Linked DNA regions of Homo sapiens: region 2 is linked to region 1. A link is an interaction called in ENCODE POLR2A ChIA-PET data of the cell type or tissue named here. Cell type or tissue: OCI-LY7. All regions are shown on one strand. Each heading gives the region's core, and the rest is flanking DNA. Links, peaks and the distances in the headings are about the cores only. Region 1 holds the start of LINC01841 (long intergenic non-protein coding RNA 1841). Region 2 holds the start of PKN1 (protein kinase N1).

Evidence for each region. ChIA-PET counts read pairs that join two places held together with the same protein. Peaks named below come from ENCODE experiments on the same cell type or tissue, not always from the same donor. Only the 100,000 strongest peaks of a DNase experiment are listed, where the experiment ranks them.
Region 2: POLR2A ChIA-PET joins it to region 1 with 5 read pairs; 10 of 35 experiments call an interaction of 5 or more read pairs at or near these places.

Annotation. Positions count from the first base shown.
Region 1 is chr19:14,363,724-14,379,966 of GRCh38, forward strand. LINC01841 (long intergenic non-protein coding RNA 1841) reads right to left here and starts at 267. Exons shown (of 4, transcript NR_134908.1): 1 at 149-267. RefSeq lists enhancers at 2,894-3,188, 7,070-7,139 and a silencer at 3,051-3,140. In OCI-LY7, for the core only: no CTCF peak of the experiment used is centred there; DNase peaks (open chromatin) are centred at 12,218 and 14,308; H3K4me3 peaks cover 783 bases; H3K27ac peaks cover 2,566 bases.
Region 2 is chr19:14,430,915-14,447,157 of GRCh38, forward strand. It overlaps PKN1 (protein kinase N1), which reads left to right and starts at 2,392. Exons shown (of 22, transcript NM_002741.5): 1 at 2,392-2,628; 2 at 10,229-10,529; 3 at 12,556-12,707; 4 at 15,512-15,647. The coding sequence starts at 2,608. RefSeq lists enhancers at 1,132-1,411, 2,286-2,859, 2,860-3,432, 9,044-9,103, 9,204-9,323 and 2 more and silencers at 2,142-2,481, 2,652-2,721, 3,012-3,121. In OCI-LY7, for the core only: a CTCF peak has its summit at 8,112; a DNase peak (open chromatin) is centred at 9,307; H3K4me3 peaks cover 1,282 bases; H3K27ac peaks cover 2,161 bases.

The DNA.
Region 1 (16,243 bases), core at 12,031-16,030:
CCCCACGCCTCCCGTCCCAACCTCCCACACGTTTCCTCCTAGAAGCCCAGACCCGTGGGACTTGGCCTCCCCCGCGCCTTCCCTCTCTACTCAGCTCTGCAGCTCCTGTAGGCCTCCTCCCCGGGTGATCACAGAAGGACCAGCTCACCTTAGCGGGACAGGCAGGGCATGGGCGTGGCCAGAGCCTCGGGCAGGCATCCCAGGCTCCCTGGTGTCTCTCTCATCCGCTGGCCTCTGTGCCCTCTTCTCTTCCCCACCCCCGCTCGTGGCCCCTCCTGCCTCTCCATCGCAAAGTCCCCAGAGGAGTCTCCTTAATCACTTGCTTTTGACTGAATCCTGACCACCTGGACCCTGATCTAGCTACTGAGGAGATAAAGTAACCAACACTTAAAAGCTAACCTTCAGGCATTCTGGGAGGCTGAGACTGACGGATCACTTGAGGTCAGGAGTTCAAGACCAGCCTGGCCAACAAGATGAAACCTCGTCTCTACTAAAAATACAAAAAAATTAGCTGGCGTAGTGGCGGATGCCTGTAATCCCAGCTACTGCGGAGGCTGAGGCAGGAGAATCGCTTGAACTTGGGAGGTGGAGATTGCAGTGAGCTGAGATCGTGCCACTGCACTCCAGCCTGGGCAACAAAGCAAGACTCCGTCTCAAAAAATAAAAATTAGCTGGGTGTGGGGCCGGGCTTGGTGGCTCAAGCCTGTAATCCCAGCACTTTGGGAGGCCGAGGCAGGCGGATCACCTGAGGTCAGAAGTTCAAGACCAGCCTGGCCAACATGGTGAAACCCCGTCTCTACTAAAAATACAAAAAAAAATTAGCCAGGCGTGGTGGCGCATGCCTGTAATTCCAGCTACTCGGGAGGCTGAGGCAGGAGAATCAGTTGAACCTGGGAGGCAGACGTTGCAGTGAGCCGAGATCATGCCACTGCACTCCAGCCTGGGTGACAGAGCGACACCCTGTCTTAAAAGAAAAAAAATAGCTGGCTGTGGTGGCATGTGACTGTAGTCCCAGCCACAAGGGAGGCTGAGGTGGGAGGATTGCTTGAGCCCGGGAGTTCAAGGCTGCAGTAAGCTATGACTGCACTGCTGCACTCCACCCTGGCTGAGACCTTGACTCAGCAACAATGAAAAAGTGACAGGGCCAGGACTTGACCCCTGACCATTTTGTTCTACAGCCTTTCATGGGAAAGACAGATGAGTTTTCGACCTTCCAGAGCCTTTGATCCAGAGGAGAGAGGCAGGAAATAGCAAATGGATAAGAATATGCCATTCGGTGACTAGGGCAATGGAGATTGCAAAAGATGGTGGCTGGGAAATGGGGCTTGTGTCGGGGGTCCCTGAGACCACCCTCAGGGTCAATAATTTGCTGAGATTGATAGATCCCAGAAAAGTGGTGTTACTCCCAGTTATGGTTTATTACAGTGAAAGTTACAGATGAAAATCAGCAAAGAGGCCAGGCTTGGTGGCTCATGCCTGTAACCCCAGCACTTTGGGAGGCCCAGACAGGCAGATCATTTGAGGTCATGAGTTCAAGACCAGCCTGACCAACATGGTGAAACCCCATCTCTACTAAAAATACAAAAATTAGCCAGGTGTGGCAGGGGGCTCCTGTAATCCCAGCTACTTGGGAGGCTGAGACAGGAGGATCACCTGGACCTGGGAGGCAGAGGTTGTAGCGAGCCGAGATCCTGCCATTGCACTCCAGTCTAAGCAACAAGAGCAAAACTCCATCTCGAAAAAAAAAAAAAAACTAGGAATACTAGAGGAGAGGAGGTGAGGCAGACAGGCTCCAAGACTCCTCCATGATTCCCACCTCCTGATGTCTGCACTCTGTGTGATCCCTCGAGTGTGAGCTGGACCCAATAACTTGCTTCTAACAATAGACTAGGACAATGTATGCCAGGAGCAGTGGCTCACGCCCATAATCTCAGCACTTTGGGAGGCTGAGACAGAGGGATCACTTGAGCCCAGGAGTTCAAGACCAGTCTGGGCAACATAGCAAGACCCCATCTCTATAAAAATTCAAGCATTAGCTGGGTGTGGTGGTGCACACCTGTAGTCCCAGCTACTCGGGAGGCTGAGGTGGGAGGATTGCTTGTGCTCAGGAGGTCAATGCTGCAGTGAGCTATGATTGTGCCACTGCACTCCAGCCTGGGTGACAGAGTGAGACCTTGTCTCTCTCATATATGTGTATATATATATACATATATTTTTTTTTTGAGATGGAGTCTCATTCTGTTGCCCAGGCTGGAGTGCAGTGCAGTGGTATGATCTCTACTCACTCCAACCTCCGCCTCCTGGGTTCAAGCGATTCTCGTGCGTCAGCCTTCCAAGTAGCTGGAATTACAGGTGTGCAGTATCACGACCTGCTAATTTTTTGTACTTTTAGCAGAGATGGGGTTTCACCATGTTGGCCAGGCTGGTCTCGAACTCCTGGTCTCAAGCAATCCACCTGCATCGGCTTCCCAAAGTGTTGGGATTACAGGTGTGAGCCACCGCGCCTGACCTATGTGTATATATATACATATCTATAGATAGATAGATAGATAGATAGATAGATAGATAGATAGATAGATTTAATGTTACCATTTTATTCATCATGGTTTTGCATTAATCTTGACTTTTACAAAATATCACAATAAAATAATATTTATGAGTTCAGGACAAAGTTCTTGAGTTCTTTGACACCCCCTGAAATTTTGTTCCCAAGTCAAGCATCCACCTTGCCTCTCATTCCAGCCCTACAGCTTAATGATATGAGACCATCGTCATGCACAAGACAGGACTGGATGAGTGACATCTACAGATTCTGCTGCCACACTGGACTCAAGGCAGGTTCAGTTCTGCTGCAGTAACAAGCCAGGGAAAAAAATGAGCCAGGCATGGTGGCACACACCTGTAGTCCCAGCTACTTTAAGCCCCAAATCTCAGGAGCTTAAAACATCAGAGGTTTCACTTTTCACTCAGCCAGCATCTGGCATGTTGCCCGTTGCCAAGGCAGAAGAAAAAGAACATATAGCATGCTCTGCAGCAGCTCTTAAAGCCTCTGCCCAGAAGTGACACAAGTCAAACCTGCTCACATGCCATTGGTCAGAGCAAGTCACGTGGCCACACAAGTGGGTGGAGCAATGCCTTCCTACCTTGTACCTGGAGGGAGAAAGAGCTGGAATATTGGTGAATCGCTCAGTGATCATAGCAGTGTCCCTGGGTGAGGTCCAGAGGGCAGCTGTATGTCTGGAGGTAGACAGGGAGGTCCAGGTGGAGACATGTAAGAGGCTTTGGGATATAATTGGTATTGACTTCTTGGAGGGCCTGATCACCCCCTACTATGGAGGACACATGGGGGTCACCTGCCAGGACCCACAGGATGGGAATCCTGCCCCAGTCTCCTCTGAGACTGGATTTTTTTTTTTTTTTGATTTTTTTTTTGAGACAGGATCTCGCCGAAGTACAGTGGTGCAACCATATAGTTCGCTGCAGCCTCAACCTCTTGGGCTCAAGCAATCCTCCTGCCTCAGCCTCCCGAGTAGCTGGGACCAGAGTCATGTGCCATCAGGCCTGGGTAATTTTTAAACTTTTTTTGTAGAGATGGGGGTGCGGGTCTCGCTATGTTGCCCTAGCTGGTCTTGAACTCCTGGCCTTAAGCGATCCTCCTGCCTCGTCCTGCCAAAGCGAGCCACCGTGCCTGTCCTTCAGCCTGGATAAAATTTGTGGTGAAATACACATGACATGAAATGTTCTATCTTAACCATTTTAAGTGTACAGTTCAGTTACATTAAGAAAATTGTCAGGCCGGGCGTGGGGGCTCATGCCTGTAATCCCAGCACTTTGGGAGGCTGAGATGGACAGATCACTTGAAGTCAGAAGTTCAAGACCAGCCTGACCAATATGGTGAAACCCCGTCTGTCCTAAAAATACAAAAATTGGCCAGGCACGGTGGTGTGAACCTGTAGTCCCAGCTACTGGGAGGCTGAGACAAGAGAATCACTTGAACCCAGGAGACAGAGGTTGCAGAGAGCCAAGATTGAGCCACTGTACTCCGGCCTGGGCAACAGAGTGAGACTCAGTCTCAAAAAGAAAAGAAAATTCTCAGTTGGGCACAGTGGCTCACACGTGTAATCCCAGCACTTTGGGAGGCTGAGGTGGGCAGATCATCTGAGATCAGGAGTTTGAGACCAGCCTGGCCAACATGGTGACACCCTGGCTGTACTAAAAATACAAAAATTAGCCAGGAATGGTTGTGCACACCTGTAATCCCAGCTACTTGGGAGGCTGAGGCACGAGAATCACTTGAACCCAGGAGGCAGAGGTTGCAGTGAGCCCAGATTGTGCCACTGCACTGCGGCCTGGGCAACAGAGTAAGACCCCGTCTCAAAACAAAACAAAACAAAAACCAGAAAAAATAAATTCTCATAGTTGCCACTGACACCATCATTCATCTCCAGAACTTTTTCATCTTGCAAAACTAAAACTGTATCCACAAAACAACTCCCCGTTCCTCCTCCCTCCAGTTCCTGGAAACCACAATTCTACTTTCTGTTTCTATGAATTTGACAAGTTTAGTTACTTCCTGTAAATGTGATCATACGGTATTTGTTCTTTTGTGGCAGGTTTATTTCACTTAGCATAATGCCCTCAGGGTGCATTCATGTTATATGTACGAGAATTTCCTTCCTCTTTAAGGCTGAGTAATATTCCACTGTATAGATAGACCACATTTTGTTTATCCATTCATCTATCCATGGAGACTGGTTGCTTTCAACTTTTGGCTATTTTAGCTAATGCTGCCGTGAACATAGGTGTACAGATGTCTCTTTGAACTTTGCTTTCAATTCGGGTGTCTATGCAGAAGTAGAATTGATGGATCATATGACAATTCTATGTTTAATTTTTTTTTTTTTTTTGAGATGGAGTCTTGCTCTGTCACCCAGGCTGGAGTGCAGTGGCGCGATCTCCGCTCACTGCAACCTCCACCTCCCGGGTTCAAGCGATTCTCCTGCCTCAGCCTCTCGAGTAGCTGGGATTAGAGGCAGCTGCCACCACACCCGGCTAATCTTTGTATTGTTGTCCAGGCTGGTCTCAAACTCCTGACCTCAAATGGTCCACCCACCTCGGCCTCTCAAAGTGCTGGGATTACAGGCATGAGCCACCATGCCTGGCCTCTATGTTTAATTTTTTTAGGACTCTCCATACTGTTTTCCACAGTGGCTGCACCATTTTACATTGTCACCAGCAGCCCACAATGGTTTCAATTTATGGGGTTTTGTTTTGTTTTGCTTTTTTTTTTTTTTTTTTTTGGACAGGGTCTCACTCTGTTGCCCAGGCTGGAGTGCAATGGTGCAATCATAGCTCACTGCAGCCTTGACCTCCTGGGATCAAGCGATCCTCTTGCCTCGGCCTCCCAAGTAGTTGGGACTACAGGTGCATGCCACCATGCTCAGCTAATTTTTAAATATTTTTAGAAATGAAGTCTTCCTTTGTTGCCCAGGCTGGTCTTGAACTCCTGGCCCAACTGATCCTCTCTCCTTGGCCTCCCAAAGCATTGGGATAACAGTTGTGAGCTACCACTTCTAACCTATTTTCTGTTTTTTTGATAGTAGCCATCCTAATGGGTGTTAGGTAGTATCTCACTGTGGTTTTTATTTGTTTATTCATTTATTTATAGAGATGGAGTCTTGCTATGTTGCCCAGGCTGGTCTCAAACTCCTGGCCTCAAGTGATCCTCCCACCTCGGCCTCCCAAAGTGCTGGAATTACAGGCGTGAGCCACCGCACCTGGCCTGTGGTTTTGATTTGCATTTCCCTAATGATTGGTGACTTTGAGTATCTTTTCATAGGCCTATTGGACATTTGTCTGGCCTGGAATTTTAACAACTCTGTTTCAAAGGAAGCACAGAGTGTGGGTGTCAATCTCCTTGCCAATGTCAGGGCCGCCTGACCTCGTGGATAGCAGGCAGCCCAGAGCTGGCTCCTCGGGCCGGACAGAAGCTGGGCATGAGAGGCTGTCGTGGGAGTGACAATTCCACTAGGGGAATGCCAGATTGCCACTGAACTTTGTCACTAAGACCCACACCAAAGGCCCCAGAAAGCCCCAGTGACACTTTTGCCCCTAGATAGGAGGGTACCGACAGGAAATGCTGTCAGAAAAATGCCTCCTTGTACACTCAAAAATGGCTTTTGCCGTCTGCCCAGAGGGGCCCCTCTCCCCCTGACTCACCGTAGCAGCGCGTGGAGGACAATTTTGGCTGTGACAACGTCACGCCCGCTGCGGGGAGTTGATCTGCAAGCCACAAACGTCATTCATTCCTCTCCACCTCCAGGATTTGGAACATCTCCCCGGACCACAGATTTTTCCTTCAATCAACTTGCTTTTCCTTTAAAAAAAAAAAAAAAACTTAAATGAATTTATTTGGGAAGGAACTTTTATGCCACCACCACAAAAGGAAACAAAAGGAAACCAGGGCCATTTCCATAAGTAGAAAGCAACAGCAAAAGGACCTATATTTGTAGGGGTGGGGGTGAAATTAAACTTGCTTCCTGCTGTCGCCTGGTTGAAGCCTCAAGAGCCGGGACTAGGGTAGGGAGAGGGAGGTGCCCAGGCGTAGAATATAATGAGTCGCTCACTCGCAGGACCCTGGGATCCACAGCCTCACCCTCCAGTGAAGCTCTGGATCAAAGAGACTGCTCTTTTTGTTTAAAAAAAAAAATTGAAAGGAGACAAAAAGGGAAAGAAATAGGCCAGGCGCAGTGGCTCACGCCTGTAATCCCAACAGTTTGGGAGGCAGAGGCGGGAGGATCGCTAGAGCTCAGGAGTCCAAGACCAGCCTGGGCAACATAATGAGACCCCTGTCTCATTATAAAAAAGTAAAGAAAAAAAATGGGGAAGGAAATTAAAAACCGAAAGCGACGACTGAAGTGTTTAGAGGTGTCAGAGATATAGCTGTGAAAAACTCAGACTTCTTTTTTTTTTTTTTTTTTTTTTTGAGACAGAGTTTCGCTCTGTCGCCCAAGCTGGAGAGCAGTGGCGTCATCTCGGCTCACTGCAACCTCTCTGCCTCCCAGGTTCAAGCAATTCTCCTGCCTCAGCCTCCTGAGTAGCTGGGATTACAGGCATGCGCCACCATGCCCGGCTAATTTTTGCACTTTTAGTAGAGGCAGGATTTCACCATGTTGGCCAGACTGGTCTCAAACGCCTGACCTCAAGTAATCCACCTACCTCAGCCTTCCAAAGTGCTAGGATTACAAGCATAAGCCACCATGCCTGGTCTATTTTATTTATGTATTTATTTTATTTTATTTTTTTGAGACAGAGTCTCACTCTGTCACCCTGGCTGCAGTGCAGTGGTGCGATTTCGGCTCACTGCCACCTCTGCCTCCTAGGCTCAAGTGATCCTCCCACCTCTGCCTCCCAAGTTGCTGAGACTACAGGTGCACACTACCATGCCCAGCTAATTTGTGGAGTTTTTGTAGAGATGAGGTCTCGATATGTAGCCCAGGCTGCTCTTGAACTGCTGGACTCAAGCAATCTTCCTGCCTCGGTCTCCCAAAGTGCTGGGAATACAGGCATGAGCCACTGCACCCGGCCTGTTTTTTTTTTTTGTTTTTGTTTTTTTTTTTTATGGAGGTGAGATTGACATGACATAAAATAGACCCTTTTAAAGTGCATGGTTCAGCGCCATTTAGTACATTCACTACGTTGAGCAACCATCACCTCTATCTAGTTCCAGAATGTTTTCAACACCGCAAAAGGAAACCCCGTCCTCATTACCACTCATTCCTCATTCCTCCTCCCCAGCCCCTGGCAACCACCAATCTGTTTTCTGGCTATGAATTTGCCTATTCTGGACATTTCATATAAATGGAATCGTGCACTATGTGACCTTCTGTGTCTGGCTTCTCTCACTCAGTATCATGTTTTCAAGGTTCATCCACCCTGTAGCATGGATCAGAGCCTCGTTCCTTTTTATGGTTGAATTAAAAATCGCTTTTTATGGTAATTGTGAACCGTGCTGCTATGAACATGGGTGTATAAGTATCTGTTTGAGGTCAGGCACAGTGGCTCATGCCTGGAATCCCAGCGCTTTGGGAGGCTGAGGTGGGCAGATCATTTGAGGTCAGGAGTTTGAGACCAGCCTGACCAACACGGTGCAACCCTCTCTCTACTAAAATACAAAAATTAGCCGGGCATGGTGGTGGGTGCCTGTAATCTCAGCTACTCGGGAGGCTGAGGCAGGAGAATCACTTGAACCCAGGAGGTGGAGGTTGCAATGAGCTGAGATCGCGCCACTGCACTCCAGCCTGGACAAGAGTGAGACTCCATCTCAAAAAATAAAATAAACATAAGTATCCATTTGAGTGTCTGCCTTCAGTTTTCTCAGGTGTATACTCAGGAGCAGAATGGCTGGATCACAGGGTCACTCTACACGTAACTTTTTGAGGAGCCGCAAACTGTTTTCTATGCCTGGAAAGAAGTGAAAGGGAGACCTCCATCCAAGGGACAGAGCCCTGGGGATGGGTTGATTCTCACCAATGCTTTCCCATCGCTTCTTTCTGGGACTGGCTGGGACCGTCAGTGCCATCTGTGGCCCTATTTCTCGGGAACCCACAAGCCCACAACAGAAGAGGCCCAGAGGCATGCGGAGGGGTTGACCCGGGTGGGCACCCAGCCTGAATAAGCCCCCTTCCTCCCCTGGCCTTCCCCACCCATCGAAAGTCAAGGGAAGGATTCTGAGACCCCCGTCCTCACAGTGCCCCCCAGAAGCCTGACCCCATCCTTATCGGGACATCAGCACCACCCCGCTCAGAAGACTTTGCAAAATGGGGAAGACACTGAGAGCTGCAAGAAAGTGACAAAAATGCCACCAAGTGTCACACAGCGTTCCCAGCTCAGGGCTTCTTGTTGGCTGCCACCAGTTCCCCACCCCCACAGCCACCCCTGAGCTGTTCCCCTCCCCCACCCTACTCTCCTTTGCTTCCTCTAAACGCTTCTCCTTAAAACCTTTAAACATTTTAAAATTCTTTTTTAAATATTTGTATAGAGCCTCAGGTTTATAGAATAAATGAAACAATGCAATTCTTGGGACCATCGGTCTATCCATGATCAGCTTTATTTTACTTACTTATTTACTGAGACAGAGTCTCACTCTGTGGCCCAGGCTGGAGTGCAGTGGTGAGATCATAGCTCACTGCAACCTCAAACTCCCAGGCTCAAGAGATTCTCCCACCTCAGCCCCCTGAGCAGCTGGGATTACAGGCACGTGCCACCACTCCTGGCTAATTTTTGCATTTTTTGTAGAGACTGGGTTTTACCATGTTGCCCAGGCTGGTCTAGAATTCCTGGGCTCAAGGGATCCTCCCGCCTCAGCCTCCCAAAGCGCTGAGATCACAGGCATGAGCCACTCTCCCTGGCGCATTTTATCTTCCTTGATACAAACTCTTTTCAGAATTCTCTGTTTTTGCTTTGGTCTCTGATAAAATCACGTCTGAATATAACCGCAAAACACCACATGCCTGCGTTACATGGCGTTATGTTAAACAGCCATCATTTTGGCTGGGTGCAGTGATCCATGCCCATCTCTACTAAAAATACAAAAAAATTAGCCGGGCGTGGTGGTGCGCGCCTGTAATCCCAGCCACTTGGGAGGCTGAGGCAGGAGAATGGCTTGAACCGGGGGGCGGAGGTTGCAGTGAGCCGAGATTGTGCCACTGCACTCCACACTCCAGTCTGTCGACAGAGCAAGAGACTCTGTCTCAAAAACACACACACACACACACACAAAACAGCCATCATTTTAGGAAACGTTTATACCTGGAAACTTCTGTGTGTATTATTCACAATTTGCGGGAATAAAGAATTTTACTTTGCAAGAAAATATGTAAATTAAAAAATAAAAGGGAAGGAAGGCATACCCATGAGCCTCCCTCTTCACCAAGAACTGAGATATGACCTTGTTCCCATGCTCCCATGTTTATCTTGCTGATTACCACCACTCCGAATATTCTTTGCCCCTTATTCCTTTGCTCAGTTACTTAATTTTTTTTTTTTTTTTGAGACAGAGTCTTGCTCTGTCACCCAGGCTGGAGTGCAGTGGCGTGATCACAGCTCACTGCTGCCTCGAATTCCTGGCCTCAAGCCATCCTCCCACTTCAGCCTCCTGAGTAGCTGGGACTACAGGTGCGAGTCACCACACCTGGCAAATTTTTTATTTGTATTTTTGGAGAGATGGGGGTCTCACTATGTTGCCCAGGATGGTCTCGAACTCCTGGGCTCAAGCGATCCTCCCACCTTGGCCTCCCCAAGTAGCTGGGATTATAGGCATGAGCCACTGCGCCTGGCCCAGCCTTGTTTATTTTTATTTATTTATTTATTTTATTATTATTGTTTTTTTTTGACACGGAGTCTTGCTCTGTCACCCAGGCTGGAGTGCGGTGGCGCTATCTCAGCTCACTGCAACCTCCGCCTCCTGGGTTCAAGTGATTTTCTGACCTCAGGCTCCTGAGTAGCTGGGATTACAGGTGCCTGCCACCACACCTGGCTAACTTTCATACTTTTAGTAGAGATGGGGTTTCACCGTGTTGGCCAGGCTGGTCTTGAACTCTTGACCTCAGGTGATCCGCCCGCCTCAGTCTCCCAAAGTGCTGGGAGGTTACAGGGGTGAGCCACTGAGCCCGGCCGCCTTGTTTATTTTTCAAAGTCTTCTTGCATATGTTTGTATCCTGAAACCAAATCTCGTTTTATGATCTTTGTGTCTGAGCTTTTTCGCAAGGTGGCTTTTTCCTATGGGGCTTTGGAGACTTTTTCAAGATTCTACTGTGGAATCTGTCACGCTGCAATTTAAGATTTTTTTCTCCTGACTTCACTAAGTTTTTAAATTGAAGAAAGAGGTGTGGCTAGGCATGGTGGCATGCACCTGTAACCCCAGCATTTTGGGAGGCTGAGGTGGGCGGATCACTTGAGGGTCAGGAGATCGAGACCAGCCTAGCCAACATGGTGAAACTCCATCTCTACTAAAAATACAAAAATTAGCCAGGCGTGGTGGCGTGTGCCTGTAATCCCAGCTTCTAGGGAGGTTGAGGCAGGAGAATTGCTTGAACTCAGGAGGCGGAGGTTGCAGTGAGCCGAGATCTCGCCACTGCACTCTAGTTCGGGCAACAGAGCAAGACTCTGTCCCCTGCCCCCCCTCAAAAAATTGCACACCCCTGGAGTTATTTTTTCACAGCTGTATAATATTCCAAGTGCTTTATAAAGTTACCGCTGAGGAAGTGCTAGGGTTTTATTAATGACTTAATGACCATCATGTTCATAGATTGCTTTGAAGGATTAATGATGCCCTTTTAAGCATTTCACCCTTTTCTTCCTCCTTACTGCCCCAAATCTTGGTGATCTCTGGGAGGGGCCAAGACTGGGGACACTTTTGGGCCCAGCTGCCCATGAGGACCCCACTTCTGCTTCGGCCACTTCTGCTCAGCTATCCTCGAGGTTGCTTATATACCATCTATTTATAACCCCGCCCCCCCACCCCACGTCACCCGCCCCCTGCCAGGGCAACCAGTGAACTCAGTGTCCATGGGGAAGGGGAAGTGGGTTACTAGGTGCTAGAGTTTGTTTGGGGTTTGGGGGTGCCTCTGCTGCTTCCTGAAGGGCTTCATTTCCTAGAAGCTGAGAACACTGAGCTGACAGATCAACCCCCCTTCCTTCCCACAGTGGGTCATGGGGCCAAGGAGGAAGAAGAGGAACCAGGTGCTGGCACCCCAGGTCGCAAACACATGCACTCCCCCTCAGCCCCGGAGCACGGGGCCTCGTTGCCTTGTCCCTCTGAGCCATCGCGGCCTCTCGCTTCTGCCCTCTTTATGTTTGGGCTCCTCCTGGACTTCCCTTCAGCACCAGAGACCCCTGCAGCCCAGACCCCAGGAGACTAAGAGGCCTGGGTGGTCTCTGGGATGGGCGGGGAGGCACACATGTGCAGGACTGGCTCTTCCCCACTCTGCTCCAGGGCCGAGGCCCCAAATAGCTGGACTTCTATATTTAGAAGCTGGCTCAGCAGCACCAGGGAACTATAAATACAGCCCAGATCAGTGCAGCCTCCAAAATCCCCAGGCCAGGCTGGGATGAGTAGGGAGCAAGGAGTTAGGGAGATGTCAGTGGGGCCAGATGGGGTCTGCAGTGAGGGCCCCCTGGGCCAGGTGCACACTGACAGGCCAGGCTCCCGGAAACCCAGGTGTTCAGCCTGCTGGAGGAGACAAACAGACCATAGTGGGACCTGCCCCCGGTGGGGGATCAGGGTTGGCCAGCGGGCTTCCCACCCTCTTTCCCGTTCTCTGGGGCTTCCTGGCACAGGGACAGCTGTCTGGTCTCACAATAGCTGCGCCGCCCTCCTGGAGCCAGCTGCGGGGCTCATCCGTGTGGGGGCTGCCCGGCCCCTTCCTCTGCCATTGTCTCCCAGCCAGGGGGCATCCTGTTATGCCCCCCTCCACCCGGAGACCCCATCTGACCCCCCGCCTCAGCCCAGGCTTGTGCGGGTGCTGGGCAAGGGCTGGCGGCATAAGAAGCCGGGGAGTGGGGCGTTGGGGTCTCCTGGTGTCCCTCCCTGTTGCAGAGGGCAGCAAAGAGACAGTTCACCCCGCTCTGGGATCATCCTAACCGCGGCTCCTGTTGTTTATTGAGCGTCCATGCCCACCTACACTTCTGCAATGCGTTCCCTCCAGTCTGGTCCTCACGGGCACCTGGAGAAGTTCTGACCATTTCACAGATCGGGAAACTGAGGCCCGGAAAGGCCACATCACCTGCCTGAGACCACACAGCCCAAAAGGGAGCTCTGGGCGTGGTGGCTTATGCCTGTAATCCCAGTACTTTTGGAGGCTGAGGAGGGTGGATCACCTGAGGTCAGGAGTTCGAGACCAGCCTGGCCAACATGGGGAAACCCCGTCTCTATCAAAAATACAAAAAAATTAGCCTGGTGCGGTGGCAGGCGCCTGTAATCCCAGCTTACTCAGGAGGCTGAGGCAGGAGAATCGCTTGAACCCGGGAGGCGGAGGTTGCAGTGAACCAAGATCGCGCCACTGCACTCCAGCCTGGGCAACAAGAGCGAAACTCCATCTAAAAAAAAAAAAAAAAAAGTAAAAAAAGTTAGCCAGGCATGGCGGCACGTGCCTGTATTCCCAGCTACTTGGGAGGCTGAGGCGGGAGGGTGGCATGAGTCCAGGAGGTGCAGTCTGCCTCAAGCCATAATTGTGCCACTGAGTTCCAGCCTGGGCAACAGAGACCCTGTCTCTAAAATAATAATAATAAATTAGGCTGGGCGTGGTGGCTCACGCCTGTAATCCCAACAGTTTGGGAGGCCGAGGCAGTCGGATCACCTGAGGTCGGGAGTTCGAGACCAGTCTGACTAACATGGAGAAATCCCATCTCTACTAAAAATACAAAAAAAAAAAAAAAAAAAAGAATTAGCCGGGTGCGGTGTCAGATGCCTGTAATCCCAGCTTACTCGGGAGGCTGAGGCAGGAGAATCACTTGAACCCAGGAGGTGGAGGGTGCAGTGAGTCGAGATCGCACCATTGGACTCCAGCCTGGGCAATAAGAGTGAAACTCCGTCTCAAAAAAAATTATACTAATATATTATAATTATATTATAATAATTATTATATTATATAATATAATTATTATTATTATATTATATAATATAATTATTATAATTATATTATAATAATTATTATATTATATAATATAATTATTACTATATTATATAATATATTATAATGTTACATATTATATATTATAATTATTATACGATTATAATAATTATTAGATTATATAATTATACGATTATAATTCTTAGATTATATAATTATTATTATATGACTATAATTCTTAGATTATATAATAATTATATTATATAATAATTATTATACTATAATTATATTATATAATAATTATTATACATAATAATTCTATTATATAATTATTATCATACTATAATAATTATATAATATAATTATTTTATACTATAATAATTATATTATATAATTATTATTATACTATAATAATTATATTATATAATTATTATTATACTATAATAATTATTATTGTTGGTTGGATAATCTTGGGTTGCTTCTTTTTTTTTTTTTCTTTTTTTTGAGATGGAGTCTTGCTCTGTTGCCCGGGCTGGAGTGCAGTGGCGCGACCTCACGATCTCACGATCTCAGCTCACAGCAATCTACGTCTCCTGGGCTCAAGCAATTCTCCTGCCTCAGCTGCCCAAGCAGCTGGGATTACAGGCAATCTTGGGTTACTTCTGAGCTGAGCAACCTGGGGCCAGTGGCTCAAAACGCCCAGGTGCCAGTTTCCCTTTTGACAAATGAGGACCATGTTCCCGCCCCTCATCATTGCAGAACAAAAGTCATGAGGTTGTCCAGAAGCTGCAAAATAGGTCAGCAGGACTGAGACTTCAGGACAAAGAGAAAGTGGAGAAACATAGGCAGACGCCCCGGCAGGGACCAGATCAGCGAGGCTGAAGGAGGCTTCCTTTAGCTGGGCGGCAGCGGAGTGGAGTGGCAGGAGTACTACTAATTTGCATGGTTTACCATATAGGGCCCCACTCAGCACAGGCTCTGTGCTGGTGCTCTGCAGAGAAAAAGACAAAAGTCACTCAGGGGGCTGACAGCCTAATGCGGCTCGAGGGCAGATTGTTGCAAGGGAAGAAGGGAGATGGTGAGAAGTATTGGAGAGACTCAAGAAAGCCGCCAGGAATGGTGACTCACGCCTGTAATCCCAACGCTTTGGGAGGCTGAGGCGCGTGGATCATTTGAGGTCAGGAGTTCGAGACCAGCCTGGCCAACATGATGAAACTTCATCTCTACTAAAAATACAAAAAACTATCCAGGTATGGTGGTGCATGCCTGTAACCCCAGCTGCTTGGGAGGCTGAGGCAGGAGAATCGCTTGAATCTGGAAGGCGGAGGCTGCAGTGAGCCGAGATCGTGCCACTGCACTCCAGCCTGGGCTACGGAGAGACTCTGTCTCAAAAAATAATAATAATGAAAATAAATAAATAAAAATTAAAAAATGAGGACCTGGTTGTGCTCACCTGGAATCCCAGCTACTCGGGAGGCTGAGGTGGGAGGATCGCTGGAGCCCAGCAGTTTGAGGCTGGAATGAGCTATGATCGTGCCATTGCACTCCAGCCTGGGCAACAGCAGACTCTATCTCTAACATAAAGTAAAATAAAATAAAATAAAATAAAAAAGTGTCGATGATCACTATGAAGGGGTGTAGGGACAATCCCTGGCATCAGGAAGCGCCTCCTGCCTCCCTGAGATTCTGCAGACACCAGCTGTCTGACGTGCCCATCTGATCTGCAGAGAAGGGACGTTGAGCCCTGGGGTTCTAGCTGGAGTTTCTGACTTTCTGAGAAAAAAAGGGCAAAATCCCTCCAGAGCTGGTCTGGCCCTCTCTCCTTCCAGCTTCTGCTGGTGTTCATTCCCCTCCCCCACAGCCCAGGCCACCCCCACAGGAGCCCAGGACAGGAAGGGGTAAATTCTAGGACTGGGGATGTTTGATTATTCCCAGGACAATAGTTCTGTGACTTCAGTGATTAGTGACTTTTTTTCCCCATCGCTGCAATCTCCCCCTTTGAACAATTGAACTATATTTTGCTTAGCATTCATCACTTCTGCATCTTGAATTTATTCATGTAACAAGGAGACTTGATTTCGGCATCCTCACTGAAAAACCCTCCTCATTGCCCCAAATAGTAGGGAAACCTAAAAATAAATGTGAATATAAGGAACTCAAAACCAAGTCCTTGAATTCTGGCTGGACACAGACGCCTGCTAAGCCTCAGGGTCACGGAGGCGCTAAAGACATGTTAGTGCCCAGTAGAGACTTTCCCCTGGGCTCATTGTAGGGACTCTGGGGCTGGGCTGCCCGCCTATGGATCTTCTCAGCTGGGTAGGTCACTTGTGCCTCAGTTTCCTCCTCTGTCAAATGGGAATGACAACATCATTGCAGATGTTTTGAGGAGTAAATGAGTTAAAATAGATTAAAAAAAAAACAAACTTATGACCAGGCCTGGTGCAGACTAAGTGCTCTATAAATAATAGCATTTTCTTGGCAGCATAGCGAGAGCTTGTCTTAAAAAAAAAAAAAAAAAAACTTAAGAAAAAACTAGCCAGGCGTGATGGTGCACAGCTGCAGTCCCAGCTCCTCAGGAGGCTGAGGCAGGAGGATCCTTTGAGCCCTGGAGT
Region 2 (16,243 bases), core at 7,271-11,270, 62 kb after region 1:
GGGCATACCCCATCTCATGTGTTCACTGCTCCCTTGGGCTGTTGTGGGAACAGACTGTGGGGGCGAGGGCAAAACCAGGAGACCAGGAGAGAGGTGACTACTGGTTAAGGTGAGTGATGGTAGGGACTGGATGCGACAAAGTGGAAAGGTGAAATGTGGGTGAATTCTGGGCTTGTGTGTGTGTTGTTGTTGTTTTCTTTCTCTTTTTTTTTTTTTTTTTGAGAGGGAGTCTCGCTCTGTCGCCCAGGCTGGAGTGCAGTGGCGCGATCTCGGCACACTGCAAGCTCCGCCTCCTGGGTTCATGCCATTCTCCTGCCTCAGCCTCCCTAGTAGCTGGGACTACAGGCGCCCGCCGCTTTCACCATGTTAGCCAGGATGGTCTCAATCTCCTGACCTCGTGATCCGCCTGCCTCTGCTTCCCAAAGTGCTGGGATTACAGGCGTGAGCCACCACACCTGGCCCCCTCTTTTTTCTTTTTTTAGATGGAATCTTGCTCTGTCGCTCAGGCTGGAGTGCAATGGCACGATCTCGGCTCACTGCAATCTCCGCCTCTTGGGTTCAAGCTATTCTCCTGCCTCAGCCACCCGAGTAGCTGGGATTACAGGCATGCGCCACCACGTTCAGCTAATTTTATATTTTTTAGCAGAGATGGGTTTCACCATATTGGCTAGGCTGGTCTCGAACTCCTGACCTCCAGTGATCCATCCACCACCCACCTTGGCTTCCTAAAGGGCTGGGATTACAGGGGTGAGCCACTGCACCCAGCCGTTTTTTTTTTTCTTTCTTTTTTTAGACAGGGTCTCGCTCTGTCACCCAGGCTGGAGTGCAGGGGCATCATGATTTCTCCCCACAGTGATGCATTCTCGGCCTCTTGAGCTCAAGCGATCCTCCCGCCTCAGCCTCCTGGTAGCTGGGACTACAGGCGTGCGCCACCATGCCCGGCTGGATGGGTTCTGGATCAGCATAATTCTCCTCCTTCTCTCTTTCTGTTGTTAGTATCTCCCAAAGAGTTGCTCAGAGGAAAAAATAAGAGAGAAAACATCGCGCCCTGGTTTCTGGGACGACTGAAACCACGCAGAGCCACGGGTAACCAAGGTACCCGCAGCCCACGGCGCTTCCTCGGGTCCCAAAGGGCGCCAATGTGCAGGCACCGCCGCCAGGGAGCGCTCCCTGCCGGAGCCCCGGAGACCAAGGTTTGGCTCCCTCGCCTGGTTTCCGAAGGAGTGAGGGTCCGACGGCGGCCACGAACAAAGCTGCACGCTCTGCAGACCCCGGAGATCCCCTAGAAATTCCGCAGAGGCCTCCACTCTCCGCTTGGGCACGAGTCTGCATTTATGGAGCGCCATCTGCATGCAGCAGCCCCGAAAAAGAAGGCGATGCCCATTTTATAGCGGGGAAAACTGAGACTCAGAGGCCACAGGGGTCCCCAGGATGAACAGCAAGTTGGGATTCAAACCTCTTTTAATAACAATAACGATAATAGAGGCTGGGCGCGGTGGCTCAGGCCTGTGTAATCTCAGCACTTTAGGAGACCGAGGCGGGCGGATCACCTGAGATCAGGAGTTCGAGGCCAGCCTGGCCAATATGATGAAACCCCGTCTCTACTAAAAATACAAAAATTAGCCGGGTATGGTGGTGGGCACCTGTAATCCCAGCTACTCAGGAGGCTGAGGCAGAAGAATCACTTGAATCCGGGAGGCGGAGGTTGCAGTGAGCCGAGATCGCGCCACTGCACTCCAGCATGGGCAACAGAGCGAAACTCCGTCCAAAAATAGCAAAACAACAAACAAACAATTACGATAACATTAAAAGTGACAGCAGCTAACACTTATGGAGCGTCTAGTGTGTTCTCAGCTCTTGGCCTGCACTGTCTTATTGAATTTTACCAACACCGAGGAGGTGAGCGCATCATTCCCATTTCACAGATGAGGTGCCTGGAAGGGTTTGTCTCCCTCAAGGCGTAAAGCGCTAGGATTTGAATGCAGATCCGCCCAGAGCTTGTCTCCAGGTAACGGGGAAACTTCCATGCCCTTGAATAGGGGACCACAGATGCAGGCGTCCCGAGCTTGCAAATGCACCGGGGTAGGGTGGGGTGGGGGGTTATTCTGTTTGTTTTTTTCAGGGGTCCCGGGAGGCCCAAAGGCCTCCGCCGCTCTCGGCTTGAACGCGTGGAACCGTTCTCCTCGGGTTCCCGCGCGCTCCAATGGGGGACCCCTCGGCAGCGTGCGGTCGTCTCGGGACCCGGAAAGAGGAAAGGTGGGGAGCCGATGGGGATGCTCCGGGCTCGGGAGACCGAGGGGGCGGACGGGCGGGACCCCGCAGCCCCGGGGGCCTCTGGGAACCCGTCCCCCCTCGGCCCCGCCCCCTCCCCGGGCGCCGACCTCCGGGGTCACGTGACCAGGCCCGGCGGCCGCTGGGGCCGGAGGGCGCGGCGCGGGGACGCGGCGGCCTGGCCAGGCGAGGCGGGAGCCGAGCAGGCCGGAGCGGGCCGCGCGCCGGGGAGGGTCGCGCCGCGCCCGCCCCCTCCCCGCCACGCCCGGGGCGCACGCGCGCTCCTCTGGCCGCCCCTCCCTCCGCGCGGGGACCCCTGGCGGGCGGCAGGAGGACATGGCCAGCGACGCCGTGCAGGTAGGCGCACCTGCGTCTGGAGTCCCGGGGCGACCGGACGGCGCCGGCGGACCCCGCCCGCGCGCTGCCGGGGGAGCCCCCCCAGCCCCCGGAACGGGACTCGGGTGACGATGGCAAGGGCGGGGGCCTCCGGAGCGCCCGGCGCCCCCTCCCTGGGCCGGGACTGTGGAGCCAGCGAGGCCCCCTTCTCGGCAGGTGGCGATGTGGACTGGGCTGGTTTGGGGGCGATCCCGGAGGCAACCCCTGCTACACCCTCAAACTCGGCCTCTCCTGGAGAACTAGAAGGGGCGCGGCGGAGGCTCTACTTCGGGTGTCTGTGGCTGGCTGGGCGTCCCAGTGCCTCTCGTCCGCCCCCAAACTCATCCCCCTCCCCAGGGTTGGGTACCCGGCAGGTGCCGCTCCACCTGGGGCACGTGCCTGGCGCAGTGCCCTGGGAGGGGAGGAGGCTGCTGGGCCCGGCCCGTGCCCTTCCCCCGCATAACAAAGCTCCAGCCACCCCCGCCTCTAGACAGCTTTATGATGTTCCAGACGCCACCCAGATTGGCACCTGTTGGCGGAAGTACCCGAGTCACTGCATTAGGTCGGGGGAATGGGGACCCCCACTCCCACCCTTGGGCTGTCAGGTGGAACCTTCTCCTGGGTGGGGAGTGTCTCAGTCAACAGGCCAGGGATGCTCCCATATATAGAATCCTACTTTTTTGCATGGTGGCTGGGCATGGCTGGGTCACCCCCACCCTGCTAACACACACACGTGACTGGCACCAGCCTCCCGCCCAGCCAGATTCCCCTTGTGCCACCTGGTGGGGATCACTGACCTGGACTCATCTTCCCCGTCTGTGACAAGCACGGCCAGGGTGACTGCCAACCTTCTTTGGTTCAAGTGACCCAAATCTGAGAAATGTCTGTGCCTCAGTGTCCCCATTAGCACCTCACCATCCAGTTCATTGTCCTGTGGTTGTTGTGTAACTGGGTTCTCGTCTCCTTCTGCACCTGCCCCCGGCCCCTTTGTGTCTCCCCGGTAACCCCCGGTCCCTCCCGCCTTCCCAGTCCTGCTGATGGCCTGCCGGCCTTGCCGAGGAGCTGGGCGTATCTGGTGTTGCCGATCACACAAGGTCAGACCTCAAGGCCGGGATGGGCCGGGGTCCCTGCCTCTACCCCCGGCCCAGGGAGGGCTGTGTAGGAATCCCCGGGTGCATGCATGCGCTTGGCGCATCCCACACATGACCCAGACAGGCTGTGATTCCTGCAACGAGGCTGGACCCACGCCCTGGTCCCCCCTTCCCATCTCCTCCCCAGTCTCTTCCCCGCTCCTGGTCATCCCTCTCTCATGGTTGCTTGGGCCTGCTGCCCTGTCCCTCTGTCTGTCCCAACGTGTGCCTGTCTGTTCTGTGTCCTGCAAACGGATGTCCTGTCCAGATTCCGGAAACGCCCAAGGCATTGAAATCTCCGGATGTGGGAGTCTAGGTCCCTGGCTGCTCTGGCAAGATGGGGATTATGGGAGGCAGGTCCTCTGGGTCTGAGGTCTCCGCTCCATGGTGGGCAGCGGAGGAGCAGGGGTTCTCCATAGGACAGGCCAGGCCAGGGCCCTGAGTCCTGGGTTTGCCTTGCTGGCCCTCAGGTGACCCCTGTGCCTTGGGTAGAAGTGAGTCACTCAGGGGAGGAGAACCCAGGAGCCCAGCCTCCCTCCCTCTGTGCATTACAGACCTCAGCTGCTGGAGGTGGGGCTGAGGGAGGCCACCTCTCCTCTCTGCCTGGACTTCCCCAGTTGAGCTGGCCCCGCTCTTGGCTGTGTCCTCCCTCTGCCTGCTGGGGATGGGGTGGGGCCTTCTGAGCGAGGGTGGTATTTGGTGAGCCTGGGCTTAAATTCCAGCGCTGACACTTCCTCGCTGTGTGTCCTGGGCCCAGTGCCTTCGCCTCTCTGAGCCTCGGTTCTGACCTAGGAAAAATGGGACTAAGAGGGTGTTCATGGGAGAGAGAGAGACCGAGACCTTGCCAGCACTTGGCAGGCAGGGCTGCTGTGAAGTCGTTACTGGTAAGCGTCCTGGTCAGCAGCTCAGGGTGTGAATCTGTGTCCTTATTGATTGATTTACTGATTTATATTTATTTATTTTAGAGGAGAGAGTCTTGCTCTGTCACCCAGGCTGGAGTACAGTGGTGCGATCCTATGTCACCGCAGCCTCGATTTCCAATTTCCGGGGCTCAAGTGATCTTCCTGCCTCAGCCTCCCAAGTAGCTGGGACAAAAGGCACAGACCAACATGCCTGGCTAATTTCCTTTTACTTTTGTAGAGACAGGGTCTCGCTCTGTTACCCAGGCTGGAATGCAGTGACGAGATTCTTGTTCACTGCAGCCTCAAACACCTGATCTACAGGACTACAGGCATGCACCACCACACCTGGCTAATTTTTTTTTCTTTATTTTTTTAAATTGAGACTGGGGTCTCACTCTGTCACCCAGGCTGGAGTGCAGCGGCATGATCTCTGCCTCCTAGACTCAAGCCGTTCTCCCACCCCAGCCTCCTGAGTAGCTGGGACTACAGGTGCACACCACCACGCCTGGCTAATTTTTGTATTTTTAGTAGAGTCAGGGTTTCGCCATGTTGCCCAGGCTGGTCTTGAAATCTTGAGCTCAAAGTAACCTGCCCGCCTAGGCCTCCCAAAGTGCTGGGATTACAGGTGTGAGCCACTGCCCCCAGCCTTTCTTTTTTTCTTTTCCTTTTTTTTTTGTGATGGAGTCTCGCTCTGTCGCCTAGGCTAGAGTGCAGTGGCTTGATCTCGGCTTACTGCAAATTCTGCCTCCTGGGTTCACGCCATTCTCCTGCCTCAGCCTCCCAAGTAGCTGGGACTACAAACGCCCGCCACCATGCCCGGCTGATTTTTTTGTGTTTTTAGTAGAGACAGGGTTTCACCTTGTTAGCCAGGATGGTCTAGATCTCCTGACCTCGTGATCTGCCTGCCTCGGCCTCCCAAAGTGGTGGGATTATAGGCATGAGCCACCGCGCCTGGCCTCTTTTTTTCTTTTTTGAGACAAAGCCTGGCTCTGTTGGCCAGGCTGGAGTGTGATGGTGTGATCTCGGCTCACTGGAACCTCTGCCTCCTGGGCTCAAGCCAGCTTCCCACCTCAGGCTCCCAAGTAGTTGAGACTGCAGGCACATGCCATCACACCTGGCTAATTCTTACATTTTTTGTAGAGATGGGGTCTCACCGTTATTGCCCAGGCTGGTCTCGAACTCCTGAGCTCAAGCAGTCCTCCGGCCTTGGCCTCCTAAAGTGCTAGGATCACAGGCAGAGAGAGCCACCACACCTGGCCAATACTTTTTTATTTTTTGTAGAGATTTTTGTAGGTCTTGCTGTGTTGCCCAGACTTATCTCCAATTCCTGACCTCAAGCACTGCTCCTGCCTCAGCCTCCCAAAGCGCTGGGATTACAGACGTGAACCACCACACCTGGCCAAATCTATGACCCTTAACCGTAGGCTTCTCAGCCTTAGCACTACTGACATTCAGGGCTGGGTCATTCTTTGCAGTAGAGGCTGTCCTGTGCACTGCAGGGCGTTGAGTGGCATCCCTGGCCTCACCCTGATAGAAGTCACCTCCTTACCCACAGTCAGGACAACCAAAAATGTCTCCGGATGTTGCCGCATGTCCCCGGGTATGGGGAGAAAATCTCCCCTCAATGGAAAACTGTTACTGGCCAGGCACAGTGCCTCACACTTGTAATCCCAGAACTTTGGGAGGCCGAGGCTGGCTGATTGCTTGAAGTCAGGAGTTTGAGACCAGCCTGGCCAACATGTGAAACCCCGTCTCTACTAAAAATACAAAACATTAGCTAGGCGCAGTGGCACGTGCCTGTAGTCCCAACTACTCAGGAGGCTGAGGCAGGGGAATTGCTTGAACCCGGAAGGTGGAGATTGCAGTGAGCCGAGATTGCACCACTGCACTCCAGCCTAGGCGAAAGAGCAAGACTCTGTCTCAAACCAACGAACAAAACATACTACTGTGACTTCCTTGAGCCTCAGTTTCCTCACCTGTGAAGTGGGGAGTTCTTGGCAGCTGCTCAAGATTTGTAGTGAGGGTTGGGAAGATGGTGGGAGTGATACACTTGGTCTGTGGCATTCCTCCCTGGGGGCAGCTGCGCTTGAGATCAGTCACGAGCCAAGGATAACATTCCTTGTCTGTGAAATGGATGCTCCCAGCTGAAGGAGATAACCCCAGGGGGCCATTTCCTAGCCAGCATTTGGAATCTGGGTGCTCTTGTTTTAAATCAAGGCCCTGGCCACGGGGCAGTGACTCACACCTGTAATCCCAGCACTTTTGGAGGCCGAGGCAGGAGGATTACTTGAGGCCAAGAGTTCGAGATCAGCCTGGGCAACATAGTGAGACCCCATGTCTATGAAAAATACAAAAATTAGCCAGGTGTGGTGGCGTATGCCTGTAGTCCCAGCTGCTCGGGAGGCTGAGCTGGGAGGACTGTTTGAGCCCAGGAGGTAGACACTGCAGGGAGCCATGATCACACCACTGCACTCCAGCCTGGGCAACAGAGTAAGACCCTGTCTCAAAAAAAAGAAAAAAAGTTACATGAGATATTCAACTTTACTGTAAAATAGCTTTGTGTTAGACGTTTTTGCCCAACTATAGGCTTGGGTAAGTGTTCTGAGCACATTTAAGGTAGGCCAGGGTGAGCTATGATGTTTGGTAGGTAAGATATATTAAATGCATTTTTGACTTATGATATTTGCAACTTATGATGAGCTTATCAGGAAGTAATGCCATCATAAGTTGTTCTTGAATGTTACTGTGTGCTTAGCAAGTGGTTTTGTAGGCTGCTGATTTGGGGCATTCTTTTTTTTTTTTTTTTTTTTTGAGATAGAGTCTCACTCTGTCGCCCAGGCTGGAGTGCAGTGGTGTGATCTCGACTCACTGCAATCTCCACCTCCTGGGTTCAAGCGATTCTCATGCTTAGCCTCCCAAGCAGCTGGGATTACAAGCACGTGCCACCATGCCTGGCTAATTTTCATATTTTTAGTAGAGACGGGGTTTCATCATGTTGGCCAGGCTGGTCTTGAACTCCTGACCTCACGTGATCTGCCTCGCTCATCCTCCCAAAGTGCTGGGATTACAGATGTGAGCCACCACGCCCGGCGTGATTTTGGAAATTGGAAATTCTTTTTTTTTTTGAGACGGAGTTTCGCTCTGGCGTGCAATGGCACGATCTTGGCTCACCTCGACCTCTGCCTCCTGGGTTCAAGTGATTCTGCTTCAGCCTCCCAAGTAGCTGGGATTATAGGCATGCACCACCAAACCCGACTAATTTTGTATTTTTTTTTTTTTTTCAGTAGAGACGGGGTTTCTCCATGTTGGTCAGGCTGGTCTCGACCTCCCGACCTCAGGTGATCCACCCACCTCGGCCTCCCAAAATGCTGGGATTATAGGCGTGAGGCACCGTGCCCGGCCTGGTTTTGGAAATTCTTATCCCAGTCCCCCAGTGCTGTCCCCTAATTGTGTTGGCCTGAGGGAGGTGCCACTGGGCTGGCTGGGACCCCGGGCCTCTCAGCTATGGTCAATAACAGTTGGCGACTGGACTGAGAGGAAGCAGGAAGTTGGGAGGGCCCGTCTGCAGGAAAGGGGCCTCACCTCTGAAGAAGTGGCTGTTCTGACCCTGAAGGGGAAGCCGGGGACAAGGGGTGGCTGGGAGAGTCTGGAGGGACATATGCAGGTAGTCGCAGGGCTGGAGGTCTGTGGGAGCATGGATGTGCTGCAGGGGCCTCGGGGAGCGTGCATATGTGTGTGAGCATGTGCACACGCATGAGCATGTGGGCCATGCCCTCTCGGGCAGGTGGGAGTGTGTCTTGTATGGGTTCTAGAGGGAAGCTCATAAGCACTTGTATGTGTTTGCAAATAAGTGCATATGTGGTAGGCATGGGAATGGGTACACTGTGAGCCCATTTTCCAGGCACACACCTGCAGGTGTAGAAGTGTGCACCTGTGTGTGGATCTTTGTTTCATCCACACACACAGGCATGGGAGTGTGCACACATGTGAGCCTGTGTTGCAGGCACACACCTGCAGCCATAACTGTGCAAACACAGGCCAGGCGCGGTAGCTCACGTCCAGTAATCCCAGCACTTTGGGAGGCTGAGGGGGGCGGATCACCTGAGGTCAGGAGTTCGAGACCAGCCTGGCCAACATGGTGAAACCCTGTCTCTACTAAAAATACAAAAATTAGCTGGGCGTGGCGGCACATGCCTGTAATCCCAGCTACTTGGGAGGCTGAGGCAAGAGAATTGCTTGAACCTGGGAGGCGGAGGTTGCAGTGAGCCAAGATCACACCAGTGCACTCCAGCCTGGGCAACACAAAGGGAGACTCTGTCTCAAAAAAAAAAAAAAAAAAAAAAAAAGGAAAGAAAAAGAAAGCGTGCAAACATTTGTGAGCCTGTGTTCTGTGCATATCCACATATGTATTTGAAAGTTAGTGCACACTCAAGTCAGCCCTCGGAGCCTGCGTCCCCTCATGGATACACCATGAGTGTGTGAATGTACAAACTGCCTGCACCTTGGACATTCTCTAGGGACAGGGAGCAAGGACTGTCCCTGGGTTTCATCTAGAGGAACAGGAGGTCCCTTAGATGCCCTGGAGTTGGCCCCGCGCGAGGGGTGCTGGGAGTTGACAGGAAAGAGGAAGTGGCAGCCGAGAGGCCCTGGTGGGGCTGAGGTTCAGGAAGAGGGCGGGGCCCTCAGCCCGGACCCAGGATGGCGGAGGCCAATAACCCCTCGGAGCAGGAGCTGGAGGTGGGGTCCAGGGTCCCTGTGGGGGCAGGCAGAAGGGGGCCCCAAGTGGCACAGGCCAGTAGTCCTTCCCCGGGTACTTCTCAGTTTGGGAACAAGGAGAGGAGATGGGGCACTGGCCTCAGAGTTCTCTCTCTGGAGGATGAGAGTATCCAGTGCCCTTCGGGGCTCCCAGATTGGGGAGAGACAGAAGGAAGGAGACCGGGCTCTGTTCTTTAGGGTCCCAGTTGTTGAACATAGGAGAAGAGCAGATGAGGGTCTTCAAGACCCCATAGTTTGGGGGTACAGCAGAGAGAAGACTTGGCCTGCCCTTGGGATACCCTAGTTTTGGGGGTGTAGCCAAGGAAAGATGAGGCCTGCCCTCGGGATGCCATAGTTTCAGGGTACAAGTGAGGGAAGATGGGGCCTGTCCTCAGGACCCTGTAGTTTTAGGGGTACAGCAGAGAGAAGACAGGGCCTGCCCTTGGGCCCTCTTAGTTTCGGGGAGCAGCAGAGAAAAGAAGGAATCTTCCCTTGGGACCCTCTAGTTTGGGGGAGGCAGCAGAAGGGAGACAGATCTTATTCTTGAGACCCCCTTAATGTGGGGGACGCTGTGGTGGTGGGGGTGACAAGGCCCTGCTCTTGAGACCTCCCAGTTTGGGGAGGTCAGGAAGCAGTGGCAAGGCCTCGTCACCTTCCAGTTTTGGGAGTCAGAGGAGGTAGAGCAGGCCCTGTCTTGGGAGCCCCAGTCCAGGGCAGAGGCTGGGCCAGGCTGGCTGCATGTGGTCTGCACCTGGAGTTCTCCTAGCTCCACTGACCCTGTTCTGTCCTCCGCAGAGTGAGCCTCGCAGCTGGTCCCTGCTAGAGCAGCTGGGCCTGGCCGGGGCAGACCTGGCGGCCCCCGGGGTACAGCAGCAGCTGGAGCTGGAGCGGGAGCGGCTGCGGCGGGAAATCCGCAAGGAGCTGAAGCTGAAGGAGGGTGCTGAGAACCTGCGGCGGGCCACCACTGACCTGGGCCGCAGCCTGGGCCCCGTAGAGCTGCTGCTGCGGGGCTCCTCGCGCCGCCTCGACCTGCTGCACCAGCAGCTGCAGGAGCTGCACGCCCACGTGGTGCTTCCCGACCCGGCGGCCACCCACGGTGAGCTGGGATGCCTCTGGGGATGCGGGACTCCAGGGATTCCACTGCTCACTGGCTCACCCATGGTCTCCAGAGCCAGGTTAACCCATCTCCACGGACCCCCAGGGAGATGCATGCCATGACCCCCGTAGCCACCAACACCCAGAGAGGTGCATACAGCCACACCAGCACCCGGTAACACTCAAGACCGTGCATGCTGTCACATGAATACCTCTAGACACAGCCACGCCAACACCCAGGCAACATTCAAGGATGTGCATGCAGTCACACAAACACCTAAAAAAACAGCCACACCAACACCCAGGCAACACCCAAGGGTGCACATACTGTCACACGAATACCTCCAGACACAGCCACGCCAACACCCCAGGCAACACTCAAGGATGTGCACACTGTCACACGAATACCCAGAAACTCCCACAGTTACATGGATGATAACCAAAGACTGTTTATTTTTGTTTTTGTTTGGAGACAGGATCTTGCCTTGTCACCCAGGCTGGAGTACAGTGGTGTGATCAAAGCTCACTATAGCCTCAATTTCCTGGGCTCAAACAATCCTCCCACCTCAGCCTTCCAAGTAGCTGGGACTAAAGGCATACACCACCATGCCTGGCTAATTTAATTTTTTTTTTTTTTTTTTTTTTTGTAGAGAAAGGGTCTTGGTATGCCGCCAGGGCTTGGCTAGAACTCCTGGCTTCAAGTGATCCTCCTGCTTTGGCCTCCCAAATGCTGGGAATACAGGCGTGAGCCATTGCACCCAGCCTGTTTTTTAATTTAAAACATTTTTATTGGTTTTAACATTTTTTTTCTTTTTGAGATGGAGTCTTGCTCCATCACCCAGGCTGGAGAGCAGTGGTGCAATCTCAGCTCACTGCAACCTCCACCTCCCAGGTTCAAGTGATTCTCCTGCCTCAGCCTCCTGAGTAGCTGGGACTATAGGCTTGCACCACCACGCCCGGCTAATGTTTGTATTTTTAGTAGAGATGGGATTTCACCATGTTGGCCAGGCTGGTCTCAAACTCCTGACCTCAACTGATCCACCCACCTCAGGTGATGTGCCTCCCAGAATGCTGGGATTACAGGTGTGAGCCACCTCACTCAGCAGCTTGAATTTTTTTTGGTGGGGAAGGACAGAGTTTTGCTCTTGTCACCCAGGCTGAAGTGCAATAGCACGATCTCGGCTCACTGCAACCTCCACCTCCCAGGTTCAAGTGATTTTCCTGCTCCAGCCTCCCAAGTAGCTGGGATTATAGGCATGAGCCACCACGCCTGGCTAATTTTTGCATTTTTAGTAGAGACGGGATTTTGCCATGTTGGCCAGGGTGGTATTTAACTCCTGACTTCAAGCAATCCGCCTGCCTCGGCCTCCCAAAGTGCTGGGATTATAGGTGTGAGCCACTGCGCCCGGCCTCAGTCATTTCTGCACCCAGGGTCCCCTCAAGCATCACACCACTCTCCAGAGACTCATGCAGACACATGCATCCGGATGTGCCAACACCCGGAGACTCAGTCATACCAACCTGGAGATCTGAACTCACAGTTGTAGCAACAGTCAGAGATGTACGCAGAGCATCTCCCAACACCCACAATCTCAGACAGTCATTCTAACACATGGCGTCTCACAGAGTTACACTAACACCTAGGGAAACACACACTCAGCCATGCCAACACCCTGCAGCTCACAGATGGCACCACTCCCACACCCATAGGCTCACACAAGCCATGTACGTAGTTACTCATGGGCCTCTCAAATGCAGTGGACCCAGCACCAAGGACACACTAACACACCTGGGTGCTCGCCTGCACTCATTCATCCTGGGTTCTGCCCCAGCCCCGAGGGGTTTCCCTGGGAGGGTGGGTGGGTAGACTGCTGGGCCCTGGTGTCCCCCTGCCTGCCTGTCTGCTGGCCCCCAGCTCCCCCTCCTCCATGCCCCAGGGGCAATGCCCAGGCTGGGCTGAGGATGAAGCCTCCCAGGCAGGCCGAGGTGAGGATGCGTGGTGACTCTCTCCCACCTGTCGCCTCCAGATGGCCCCCAGTCCCCTGGTGCGGGTGGCCCCACCTGCTCGGCCACCAACCTGAGCCGCGTGGCGGGCCTGGAGAAGCAGTTGGCCATTGAGCTGAAGGTGAAGCAGGGGGCGGAGAACATGATCCAGACCTACAGCAATGGCAGCACCAAGGTGAGGCAGCACGTGCACACACACTGTGTACACACACCACACCTGTGTGCGTACAGTCCACCCACATGTGCACACCTACCTGCATGTGTACACATGTGTCCCTGTGTGCACACGCCCACTCAAATGTGCACCCACACCTGCGCATGCACACCCCACACGTGCACACCCATCCGCATGTGTACACACCTGTCCACGTGTACACACACCCACTCAAGTGTGCACCCACACCTGTATGTGCACACACTCACTGGCATGTACTCCCACATCTGTACATGCACACACCTACCTGCGTGCATACACGCTCACCCACATGTGTACACACCCCTGCAAATGTGTACACACATATGCATACACCCACCACACGTGCACACACCTGCATGTGTACACACCCTTGAACGTGCACACACAGCTGCACGTGCATGCATACTTGCACACACCCACATGTGTGTATACCAGCATGTGTACATACACCCCCCATGTGCACACACACCTGCACATGCACACACACCTGCCTGTGCACCTGCACCTGCATACACATTTGCAATGCACATGCACATGTACACACCCACACGTACACACCCACCCGTGTATCTGCACACACACCGCACATGTATGCACATGCCTGTGAGCAGATCACAGGCTGGGGGCATAGGGTGCAGCCTACAGCTGCCCCCATGGGAGGCTGGGAGCCTTTGGATTGGGGACATACTGGCTGATGGGTGTAACTTGGTGTCAGGACTAAGGCACAGGCAGCTCATGGGGGCATATGGGAAGCATGACTATGGGTGATGTCAGACAGACGTGGCAAATTGTCTCCCCTCCTCCCACAGTCCCCTGCAGAGCCTCAGGCCCATCCACAGTCAGGGCAACATGCCGCCTCTCACTGCTGACGGTGTGTCCTGTTACAAGCACACACAGTCATGTCATACCTTGACACACACACACCATCATAACATCTAGACACACACACACACATGCTGTCATAACATCTAGAGACACACAGTGGTAACAACATCTAGCAACACATGGAGAATCCCACCACAGCCACATCTGGACACACACACACACTCTTACATTCATACCCAGAGACTGGTGCACAGACACACACACATCCCCCGTCCTGCCAATCAGTCCCAGGAACACACAGGTCTCTATCAACACCCAGAAATTCTGACACCACAAGCACAGGCCAACCTACAGCTAGAGGATTAATGTCCAGACCCACAGGCTGGTGTGCGCATGTCCTTCCACGTGAATGTCACATGGGAGGACAGACTGCATGGATTTTTTTAATGACACTATTTTATTTATTTTTTGAGACAGAGTCTCACTCTGTCGCCCAGGATGGAGTGCAGTGGCGTGATCTCGGCTCACTACAACCTCCGCCTCCTGGGTTCAAGCGATTCTCGTGCCTCAGCATCCCAAGTACCTGGGATTACAGGCGCATGCCACCACGTCCCGCTAATTTTTGTATTTTTAGTAGAGATGGAGTTTCACCATATTGGCCAGGCGAGTCTCGAACTCCTGACCTCAGGTGATCTGCCCACCTTGGCCTCCCAAAGTGCTGGGATTACAGATGTGAGCCACCTTGCCTGGCCTAACATTATTTTATTTATTTAATTTATTTTTATTTTTATTGAGACAGGGGTCTGTGTTGCCCAGGCTGGACTCGAACTCCTGGGCTCAAGCATTCCTCCTGCCTTGGCCTCCCAAAGTGCTGGGATTACGGATGTGAGCCACTGCGCCCCATTTATCAATTGGTGGACATTTGGTTGTTTCCACCTTTTTAGCGATTGTGAGTAGTTTTGCTATGAACACCTGTGTACAAGTATTTGAACACCATTCTATGAAAATTTAAAACCTAGATCAATTGTATATCTTTTACATGTATCTGAGCGTTATACAAAAAAAGAATAAGAGTTTCTCACCCCCTAAGAATTTCTGCCCCCCGCCCTGGGGGTAATACTGACCCAGTGAAAATGAATAGAGTAGGCCAGGCGCGGATCCCAGCACTTTGGGAGGCTGAGGCAGGCGGATCACTTGAAGTCAGGAGTTCAAGACCAGCATGGCCAACATGGTGAAACCCGAGCTCTACTAAAAAAATACAAAAATTAGCCGGGCGTGGTGGCACATGCCTGTAATCCCAGCTACTCGGGAGGCTGAGGCAGGAGAATCGCTTGAACCTGGGAGGCAGAGGTTGCAGTGAGCTGAGATCACACCACTGCACTCCAGCCTGGGTGACAGAGCGAGATTATGTCTCAAAAAAAAAAAAAAAAAAGCTGGGCATGGTGGTGGGCGCCTGTAATCCCAGCTACTCAGGAGGCTGAGGACTCCATGGACTACATCATGCCACTGTATCCAGGAATGCATGGAAGTACATTTATTTACTTATTTATTTATTTTGAGACAGGGTCTTGCTCTGTTTCCCAGGCTGGAGGGCAGTGATGCAATCTCAGTTCAATGCAGCCTCCAACTCCTGGGCTTGAGTGATCTTCCCACCTCAGCCCCCTGAGTAGCTAGGACCACAGGTGCACACCACCACGCCCAGCTAATTTTTGCATTTTTTTGTGGAGACAAGGTCTTGCCATGTTGCCCAGGCTGGTCTTTAACTCCTGAGCTCAGCAGTCCACCCGCCTCAGCCTCCCAAAGTGCGGGGATTACAGGCATGAGCCACCGTGCCTGGCCTGCAAATGCATGTTGTTACATCCACATGTGAACACTCTGCCACAGTCACCTAGGACCTGCATGGTGTGGCTAGACCCCAACCACCTAGCCTTCCTCTCTCAGACTGTCTCTGCCTCCAGGACCGGAAGCTGCTGCTGACAGCCCAGCAGATGTTGCAGGACAGTAAGACCAAGATTGACATCATCCGCATGCAACTCCGCCGGGCGCTGCAGGCCGGCCAGCTGGAGAACCAGGCAGCCCCGGATGACACCCAAGGTGAGTCCCTTGCTTCCAGGCAGCTTAGCCTGCATCTCGCCTTGCAGGGCTCAGCCTCCAGCTCCATAATGAGTCCCTTTCTGGGGCAGGGAGGTGGGTCCTGTGACCCACTGTGAGACTTCAACACATTCCTGACCCTCTCTGGGCCAGAGCTTCCCATTTTGTCCCATGCAAAGTTTGGATTACATCAGGGGTTGGTAAATTACCACCTTCAGACCAAATCTATCCATTGTCTTTTTTTTGTCAATAAAGTTTTATTGGTACCCAGCCACGCCCATTCATTTACTATGTTTTTGACTGCCTGACTATTCTGAATAATGACCCTGGCACTTGGTCACAGAGAGTCAGACACTCACAGTCACACTGTGTCCACATGTGTCACTCACCTGGACACCAATAACACAGACACAGTTCCAAGGAAGTTGATAGTCACAGGTATGTTGCCTTATAAACACAGTCTCGGCTGGGTGCAGTGGCTGACGCCTGTAATCCCAGCACTTTGGAAACCGAGGCGGGCGGATCATTCGAGGTCAGGATTTCGAGATCAGCCTGGCCAACATGATGAAACCCTGTCTCTACTAAAAATGCAAAAATCA